2 separate regions of the Homo sapiens genome follow, and region 2 is linked to region 1. A link is a contact called in ENCODE Hi-C or POLR2A ChIA-PET data. All regions are on one chromosome and are shown on one strand. Each heading gives the region's core, a stretch centred on a gene start or an enhancer-like site at or near the end of the contact. The rest is flanking DNA. Distances are from core to core; before and after follow the strand shown.

Region 1 (4,300 bases), core at 830-3,329:
AGGACACTGAATATAATCAATGAATTAATTTTAGCTTTTTTGTTGTTGTTGAGACAGTCTCACTCTGTCATCCAGGCTAGAGTGCAGTGGCCCGATCTCGCTTCAGTGCAAACCTCGGCCTCCCGGGTTCAAGCTATTCTCATGCCTCAGCCTCCTGAGTAGCTGGGACTACAGGCGTGCACCAACATAGCTGGCAATTTTTTTTTTTTTTTGGAGACAGAGTCTCACTCTGTCACCAGGCTGGAGTGCAGTGTGCGATCTCGGCTCACTGCAATCTCCGCCCCCCGGGTTCAAGCGATTCTCCTGCCTCAGCCTCCCAAGTCGCTGGGACTACAGGCGCACACCACCATGCCCAGCTAATTTTTGTGTTTTTAGTAGAGACAAGGTTTCACCATGTTGGCCAGGATGGTCTCAGTCTCTTGACCTCGTGATCCGTCAGCCTCAGCCTCCCAAAGTGCTGGGATTACAGGTGTGAGCCACCGTGCCCAGCCTAATTTTGTATTTTTTAGTAGACATGGAGTTTCGCCATGTTGGCCAGGCTGGTCTGGAACTCCTGACCTCAGGTGATCTGACCGCCTCAGCCTCCCGAAGTGTTGAGATTACAGGCATAAGCCACTGCGCCCAACCTAAATTTTAAAAAACTTAAATAAAAAAAGAATCCTGATTCTGGGGAGTGGGTGTGTATGTGCATAGGAAGAGGCACGATGAAGGATAAAGTCCAAGATCTTACTGTTGCATAAATTCAGCTTCCTTTGTGAAATCGTTGCTGAAAGTCTGACCCCTAATACATCTTAGCACTCCTCAATCACGCAGTGTTTACCATTTGTTCCCTCAGACTTGTCAGACAAAAGTCCAGATGCGCCGGGCGCGGTGGCTCACGCCTGTAATCCCAGCATTTTGGGAGGCCGAGGCGGGCGGATCACAAGGTCAGAAGATCGAGACCATCCTGGCTAACACGGTGAAACCCCGTCTGTACTAAAAATACAAAAAATTAGCTGGGCGTGGTGGCGGGCGCCTGTAGTCCCAGCTACTCTGGAGGCTGCGCCAGGAGAATGGCGTGAACCCGGGAGGCGGAGCTTGCAGTGAGCCGAGATCGCGCCACTGCACTCCAGCCTGGGCGACAGAGCGAGACTCCGTCTCAAATAAAATAAAAAATAAATAACATAACATAAAATAAAATAAAATAAAATTTCCAGATTCTTCTCGACTTAAAGATGGGGCTACCTCAGGGTAAATCCATCTGTAAGGTTGAAAAATCTTAAGTCAACCATTGTAAGTCGAGGACCATCTGTATATGGCATGAGAATTATCAGCTGTTTATTTTCATCTACTTTGTCTCCTGAAATAAATTGCCTGAGGGCAAGGACTCTTACATTTCTTTGCCATTTTTGCTAGGTGTTCAATCACCGTTCACAATGATAACAGTAGGAAAAAGTGCGCCTTCTAGTAAGTGGACAAACAAGTTTGAGTACACTGCTCTGCCCCACTCCCTTGTTACGGGGTAACATAACAAGGTAAAGTACCTCCACAACGAGGCAAGACTAGGTCCTGTTCCTTAAGGAGCCCGCAGCCTTGTCTGTTCTGTTCGTTCCCTGGCAGATTACAGGCTGTGGAGATCCCTCTCCCCGCTCTCTAACGTGGAGTCGGCTGAGCACGACTCTCTCGCCCCAGCGCGGGAGGTCTGCGGTCTGCGGGTATGAGGCGCTCCAGGGGACCTGGCATCGTCGGCGTGCAAGAGAGGAGCGGACCTGAGACGCAAGGAGAAGCCCTGCCTCTGGAGTCCAGCTCCTTTCCTCTTCTGGTTTTCCTCGGAAGGGGCCAGGAGACACTGGAAGGTCCGGACGGCAGGGAAGGGGACGGGGTTCTTTCCAGTCCCACCCGTGTAGGGACACCTCTCCCCCTCATCCCCCGATGTACCCTCGCTGAATCTGGGATGGGAGAGACGAACCGAGTCTAGGCATCTGCGTAGCAGCGCCGGGGAGAGCGGGGAGCCCAGGGCGGAGCCCAGTCGACTCCCGGATTCCCCTGCCCCGCCCCCGGCACGAGGCCCCGCCCCGGCGGCCCCGCCCCTCCTCGGGACTCGACCGGGCTGCGCTCACTGCCCAGCCGGGGCCCCGGGAGCCTCCAGGCTCCCGCCCGCCCTGAGCTGCGGCCTCCGCATGGAGGGGCCACTCACTCCACCACCGCTGCAGGGAGGCGGAGCCGCCGCTGTTCCGGAGCCCGGAGCCCGGCAACACCCGGGACACGAGACGGCGGCGCAGCGGTACAGCGCCCGACTGCTGCAGGCCGGCTACGAGCCCGAGAGGTGACGCCCAGGGCAGAGCGCGCGGGGCGCATCCGGGGCGGGCGGCCGAGGAGGGCGCGGCGGCTCCGGGAACCCGGCGACGCTGCGGGGGAGGGGCAGGCCCCACAAACCCTTCCCCTATTACCGCCTCAGCCTCTAACTTCCCGAAACGCCACGCTCCCGGCTTTGGTTGGGGGATGCAGACGGGCACTGTGCGAAGGGTTAGGTGCTTCGTTGCACGGGGGAGCGGAGGAGAGGGAACAGGTCGTAAAAACCTTCCCTAAAATCTTAGCCCTAGATTGGACCTCGCTACACACCCGACGACACCCCGTTCAGGTGGCTCCAACTCCTGGGGTTCAAACAGTGCTTGCTGGAGTCCTGTCCGACTGACTTGGCTTACCCCTCCTTAGCTGTTTCCTCCTAGAACTATCTTCAGTGGTCTTACTGGCAGGTGTTGGTGTCCAGATGGATCGCCTTCGCAGGGCTAGGTGAGGACACTCTCCCCTCCTCACCATGCACTGAGATCTGAGAGGCTGCCAGTGCAGCTCACCTCAAGGTCTCTCCGAAGACGCAGGCCCCCATGCTGGGGTCTGTAGGGGAATGAGGGACACTGGAGGAAGAGTAGGGTAGTGAGCTGGGCCCCAGGGGGACTGGCTGAAAAGGAGACAGCAGCTAATCTCTGGATTGTATCGCAGCTTGAAATGCAATCCCACTGTCCTTCCGGTCCAGAGGATTTGGACTTCTTTCTCTGCCCATCTGCTGGTGTTCAGCAGCTTGGGGAGGTGACCTGGCAGCTGGGTTAGATGGGGGTGGTCTGGGGGAATTAGCCCGGCAGCTCTGCCCAGGGGTTGGCCGCTTATGTAAGAACTTTTAACGGCTTAAGGGGCTCCTCGGCAGTGGGGCTGCTGAGTTAGGCCCCCCTGTCCTGGCAGGCTGCCTCTCTAGAATTGACTCAGGCTTAGGCAACTCCCAGCCTTTCTCCTGTCCTAGAAATCCAGCTCCTGGGGTTCAGGCCGCAGGGCGATAGGGAGGGGCCACAGGGGCTGAATGAGCCGGTTGGGGCTTGACAGAGGCAGTGCTTGGTTAGAGTAGGGGTTGCAAACATAATGTTTCAGAGCTCAGGCCGGAGCCATGTGAGTGCATCCTTTCTCCAGATTGCACTTCTGCATCAAGGGGCCATCCCTACCCCCACCCCCAACCGACCCGCACCCCCCACTTGGGCTCAGGGAGCCTGTGTAAACCTGAGCCCCAGCCAGGTGGTGTAGTGAGATTCAAAACCTGCTGGCCAGACCTCCACCTGCCTTCGCCAACCTGGAGCTGTGGGAAGAGGACAGGATTCTGTGAGCAGTCCTGGGTTTGAATCCAGTGTTATTGCTCTCTGGCTTGAACTTGGACAGGCTATGCCCCCGACCCAGCTCAACAGTGCTAATGTTACTACCTTTTCTGCCCTTCCCCCATCTTCCCCTCAAGAGTGTTTTGAAATCTTGTTCCTTCAAATAGCCCCAGGCCTGATAGAGCCCTCGGGGTTCCCTGCCTGGACCTCAGTACCCAGCTGGGCACTGTTGCCCTGCTACCCTGAGGAAGGGGCTTGGACCTGCCTTCCTATCCCCACAGCTGCTAGGTGGGGGTCTCAGGGAACAACAGCCCTTCCTCGGCTTCGGAGGCCGACTGGTTGCCTCGGTGTCTCCTCCCCATGGAGGAAGCAGCTGGGGAAGATCAGGAAGAGGGTGTATGAGAGTGGGGGTTGAGGGTGGATTAGCGGAGTCTCTGGAAAAGCACAGCCTAACCCAGGGCTGAGCCCAGCAGCTTAGAGTGATGAGGAGCCCAACACAGGTTAAAGTGGGAGGTGTGTAGGGGAGCAGGAGAGGGGAGTGGGGCCATGAAGTCTGTAATCACTGGGAAGGTGACCCTCCCCATGCCTCAGCCAGGCAGCCTAAGAAGGCTGGGGCAGATGTCACAGTCAGGTCACCTGAGATGGTAAAATCCAGCTGCTCTCCTGGGCCCTGGCTCTGGTTG
Region 2 (4,363 bases), core at 442-2,941, 97 kb before region 1:
GGCCTTAATCGCCCACAAAAATTGAGGGGTAATCAGAAGCAAGGCTGAAGAGGGTGACAGGGGCTTGTCAGTAGCAGGGCTCTTCAGGGCCCTCGCCATTCTGCTCACCCTTGGAGGGTTTCTCAAGTGTGCCACTGCTGATAAATGTTCCTCCCTCCCTCCTTTCCTTCTTTTTTTTTTTCTTTCCTTCTTCCCTTTCTCTCTCTTTTTTTTTTGAAGGAGTCTCATTCTGTCACCCAGGCTGAAGTGCAGTGGCGTGATCTTGGCTCACTGAAACCTCAGCCTCCTGGGTTCAAGCGATTCTCCTGCCTCGGCTCCCCCAGTAGCTGGGATTACAGGCATGGGTCACCACACTCGGCTACTTTTCTTTTTCTTTCTTACCTTTCCTTCGTTCTCTCTCCCTCTCTCCTTCCTTCTTTCCTTTCTATCTCTCTCTCTTTTCTTTTCTTTTTTGAGACAGAGTCTTGCTGTGTCACCCAGCAGTGGTGTGATCACAGCTCACTGAAGCCTTGAACTTCTGGGCTCAAGCGATCCTCTCACCTCAGCCACCTGAGTAGCTAGGACTACACACAGGCACCACCACGCCTGGCTAATTTTTTATTTTTTTGTATGAACAGGATGCTGCTATGTTACCCAGGCTGGTGTTGAACTCCTGGACTCAAGCGATCCTCCCATCTTGGCCTCCCAAAGTGCTGGGATTACAGGTGTGAGCCATCACACCTGGCTATAACATTAAATTTTAATGGCAAAATCCAAATTCAGAGAATGGAAGTAGAGAATGAATGAATGAAGGCAGTGTGAGGCTCATCTGTGGGTAAAGATGCCAAGCTTGAGGCTGGAGTCAAGGCTACGGTGTCTCAGGGTCCCCAGTGGGGTATTAAATCGGACTGTGGTGATTTGTCCTGAAACCTGGTCATGGAGTGTGTTTCACTGGCTACAGAGACAATGTCCAACCTTGAGCCAAGACACTTATTTAAATAAAATGAAGCAGTCATGATGCAATGTTTCAGTGTTTTCACCTGGGAAATTCACCATGAGCACTTCTTCTACCTCTTAACCAGGGTTCCCAAATCACAACCTGTAGACCAAATTAGGAAGCACGCACAAATCTGCAATGCATCAACGCAGCCAGGCTCTGAAAATAGCAGCTGCAGCCACAAACCAAAGAACAGGCCTTTGTGAACAGACTGAAAGAAACTGCTTGTCCTGAGCTCATCTTTTAAGCCACAGACAGAACTCCTTACTCCTACTAAAGTATGTATTTAAGCAAAGATAGGAATCAATTACATCCAAGTAGGATGGCTTAGCACGTTAGATTTTCCCTTTCTCACTAAGTTTCCAAGGCCTAATTTTCCAACCAGAACCCAAGAGAATATGAACTTATATGAAAAGAAGTGGCCGACCCATTGTACATAGGTTTGATAGCATTAACAGAGGCCAGGCTCTACATGAATCCTGCAAGACCGGGAGATGAATCCCTTTCACAGTGCAAAACCCACTTTCAGGGTGATCGCTGCCTTCAGGAACATGGTTTCACTCCAATAGCTCCAGTGCATCTGTCTCAAACTGTCTCTCATTTTTCAAACAACATTGAATTTATCTCCTCACCCTAATTAACACTACTTAGGAAGGTAAATCAGTTTCAGAAACACTTCTCTGTTAGATTCACATTGAAACCACACAACTTCCTGAGCAGCTTCACACCTGGAGCCACCTTCCAGCCCCACATAGCACCTTTCTTTTTTTTTTTTTTTTTTTTTTGAGATGGAGTCTTGCTCTGTCACCCAGGCTGGAGGGCAATCTCTGCTCACTGCAACCTCCGCCTCCCGGGTTCAAGCAATTCTTCTACCTCAGCCTCCCCAGTAGCTGGGATTACAGGCTCCCACCACCATGCCTGGCTAAATTTTTTTTATTTTTAGTAGAGATGGGTTCTGCCATGTTGGCCAGGCTGGTCTCAAACTCCTGACCTCAGGTGATCCGCCTGCCACAGCCTCCCAAAGTGCTGGGATTACAAGCGTGAGCCACCACGCCCGACCCACCATTCTTGCATTAAGCATATTAAGAGATACCATTCAGAGCCAGACTGATAGTTGAGACAGTATTTATTTTTTAAGTGGCACTGAGGTCATATACTTTAATCCCTCCCAACACATGTAACAGTCCTCTGCCCATCATTAGCGATTCTGAGGATGAAACGTTATGCAAAGTCCCTTACAGAGTCAAATTTGGCCTGAGAGATAAAAAGTCGAGCTTAGCAGATGGCAGGGAATAAAAGGGAGCAGGGGCAGGAGAAGGCTCGTCTTTTTAATCTAAGCCAAAGCCCAAACCAGGTGCCAGAAAGATAAAATAAAAACTGTGCCTATAGTTTTGCAATGCTTTAGGGATGCTGAAGGACAGTCTTTAGAGAATCATTTAAATTAATGTATCTATTCTTCATTTCAAAAGATAAATGAAATACCATCCCAGTGATTCAGTTTTTTCCAGTTTTAAGTAAATACGGTAATGGAAAAGATGGGAGCTCTCTTCCTCCCTTCATTCTTTGCTCCCACCTCTGAAAACCCATTAAGTGGGGCCAGTCACGGTGGCTCATCCCAGCACTTTGGGAGGCCGAGGTGGGAGGATTGCTTGAGCTCAGGAGCTCAAGACCAGCCTGGGACACATGGTGAAACCCTGTCTCTACAAAAAATACAAAAATTAGGCTTGGTGGCACATGCCTGTAGTCCCATCTACTTGGGAGGCTGGGGTGGGAGAATCACTTGAGCATGGGAGGTCGAGGCTGCAGTAAGCAGTAAGCAGTGATCGTGCTGCTGCACTCCAGCCTGGGTGAGCCTGTCTCAAAAACAACAACAAATAACCCCACAAGAAACTCAAATACCCATGGGTCCATATTGAGACAAGTAAATCAGATATGAGAAAGCTTTTCTGTACAAAATACCAACCAATCAGTGTAGAAGGAATGGAAGGATCAGAAACCACTATTTGGCAACTATCATAGTTATTCAGACAAAAAACAGCAATAGATACTGAAACTAGGGGGTAGAAGTTTGATGAGGAACAGGATATTTAGTCTCAAAGCACTTCCCTACAAAATACTTATTAACTTTACAGTGGCAGAACCTGGCAGACAACACAACTAAGTGACATCACCAATAATGGGGAAATTCATAATCATGTGTCGCCTGATACGATCCTATGGGAGGAACACAGCATCACCTCTGAATATTCCTGCCCAAAATGCAGAGCCTGAACCAAATCATGAAGAAACACCAACAAACCCAATTCGAGTTTACACAATAGCCTCTTACCTTAAAATGCAAAGGTGCAAAAGCAAGCCTAAACTGTAGACTGAAGGAGACTGAGACACAACTAATAAATTCAATACAATTATTTATTTTTTACATTTTTTTTGTTTTTTTATTTTGAGACGGAGTCTCACTGTTGCCCAGGCTGGAGTGCAATGGTGCGATCTCGGCTCACTGCAACCTCCGCCTCCCAGGTTCAAATGATTCTCTAGACTCAGCCTCCCAGATAGCTGGGATTACAGGCGCCCACCACCATGCCCAGCTAATTTTTTTTTTTTTTTTTTTTTGAGACGGAGTTTCACTCTTGTTGCCCAGGCTGGAGTGCAATGGCGCCATCTCGGCTCACTGCAACCTCTGCCTCCCAGATTCAAGTGATTCTCCTGCCTCAGCCTTCCAAGTAGATGGGGTTACAGGCATGCGCCATCACACCTGGCTATTTTGTATTTTTAGTAGAGACGGGGTTTCTCCATGTTGGTCAGGCTGGTCTCGAACTCCCGACCTCAGGTGATCCACCTGCCTCGGTCTCTCAAAGTGCTGGGATTACAGGTGTGAGCCACCATGCCTGGTCTGTATTGTTAGCAGAGATGGGGTTTCATTAAGTTGGCCAGGCTGGTCTCGAACTCCTGACCTCAAATGATCCGCCCACCTCGGCCTCCCAAAGTGCTGGGATTACAGGCGTGAGCCACTGCACCCGGCCTATGTTTAACATTTTTTAAAAAGTCAGGGTCTTGGCCGGGCGTGGTGGCTCACGCCTGTAATCCCAGCACTTTGGGAGGCTGAGGCGGGCAGATCACCTGAGGTCGGGAGTTCGAGATCAGCCTGACCAACATGGAGAAACCTTGTCTCTACTAAAAATACAAAAAATTTAGCTGGGAATGGTGCTGCATGCCTGTAATTCCAGCTACTTGGGAGGCTGAGGCAGGAGAATCACTTAAACTTGGGAGGTGGAGATTGCAGTGAGCCGAGATCGTGCCATTGTACTCCAGCCTGGGCAACAAGAGCGAAACTCCATCTCAAAAAAAAAAAAAAAAAAAGTCAGGGTCTTGCTACATTACCCAGCC

What was found. Hi-C counts contacts between places; a loop is a spot of excess contacts on that map. ChIA-PET counts read pairs that join two places held with the same protein, here RNA polymerase II (POLR2A). Pooled maps may share reads with other maps.
Region 2: a pooled map shows a loop between it and region 1 (2.3-fold over the local background). The contact joins the enhancer-like site here to the promoter of IMPDH1 in region 1. A Hi-C loop is called at or near these places in 1 of 50 pooled maps. POLR2A ChIA-PET finds 5 or more read pairs at or near these places in 2 of 52 experiments (B cell and PC-3).

What each region holds. Positions count from the first base shown.
Region 1 is chr7:128,407,761-128,412,060 of GRCh38, reverse strand. It overlaps IMPDH1 (inosine monophosphate dehydrogenase 1), which reads left to right and starts at 2,079. Exons shown (of 17, transcript NM_000883.4): 1 at 2,079-2,305; 2 at 2,577-2,620; 3 at 2,709-2,772. The coding sequence starts at 2,160. RefSeq lists an enhancer at 1,423-1,662 and a silencer at 1,933-2,552.
Region 2 is chr7:128,504,324-128,508,686 of GRCh38, reverse strand. METTL2B (methyltransferase 2B, tRNA N3-cytidine) reads right to left here. Exons shown (of 9, transcript NM_018396.3): 9 at 2,085-4,363. Among named protein-coding and RNA genes, the nearest start is that of METTL2B, 30 kb to the right of the region's middle. RefSeq lists an enhancer at 1,822-1,911. Within about 2 kb of position 1,691, at least 5 of the 41 ENCODE cell types and tissues checked have a DNase peak (open chromatin) inside an H3K27ac peak, as active enhancers do; they include B cell, where a contact is called at or near this core.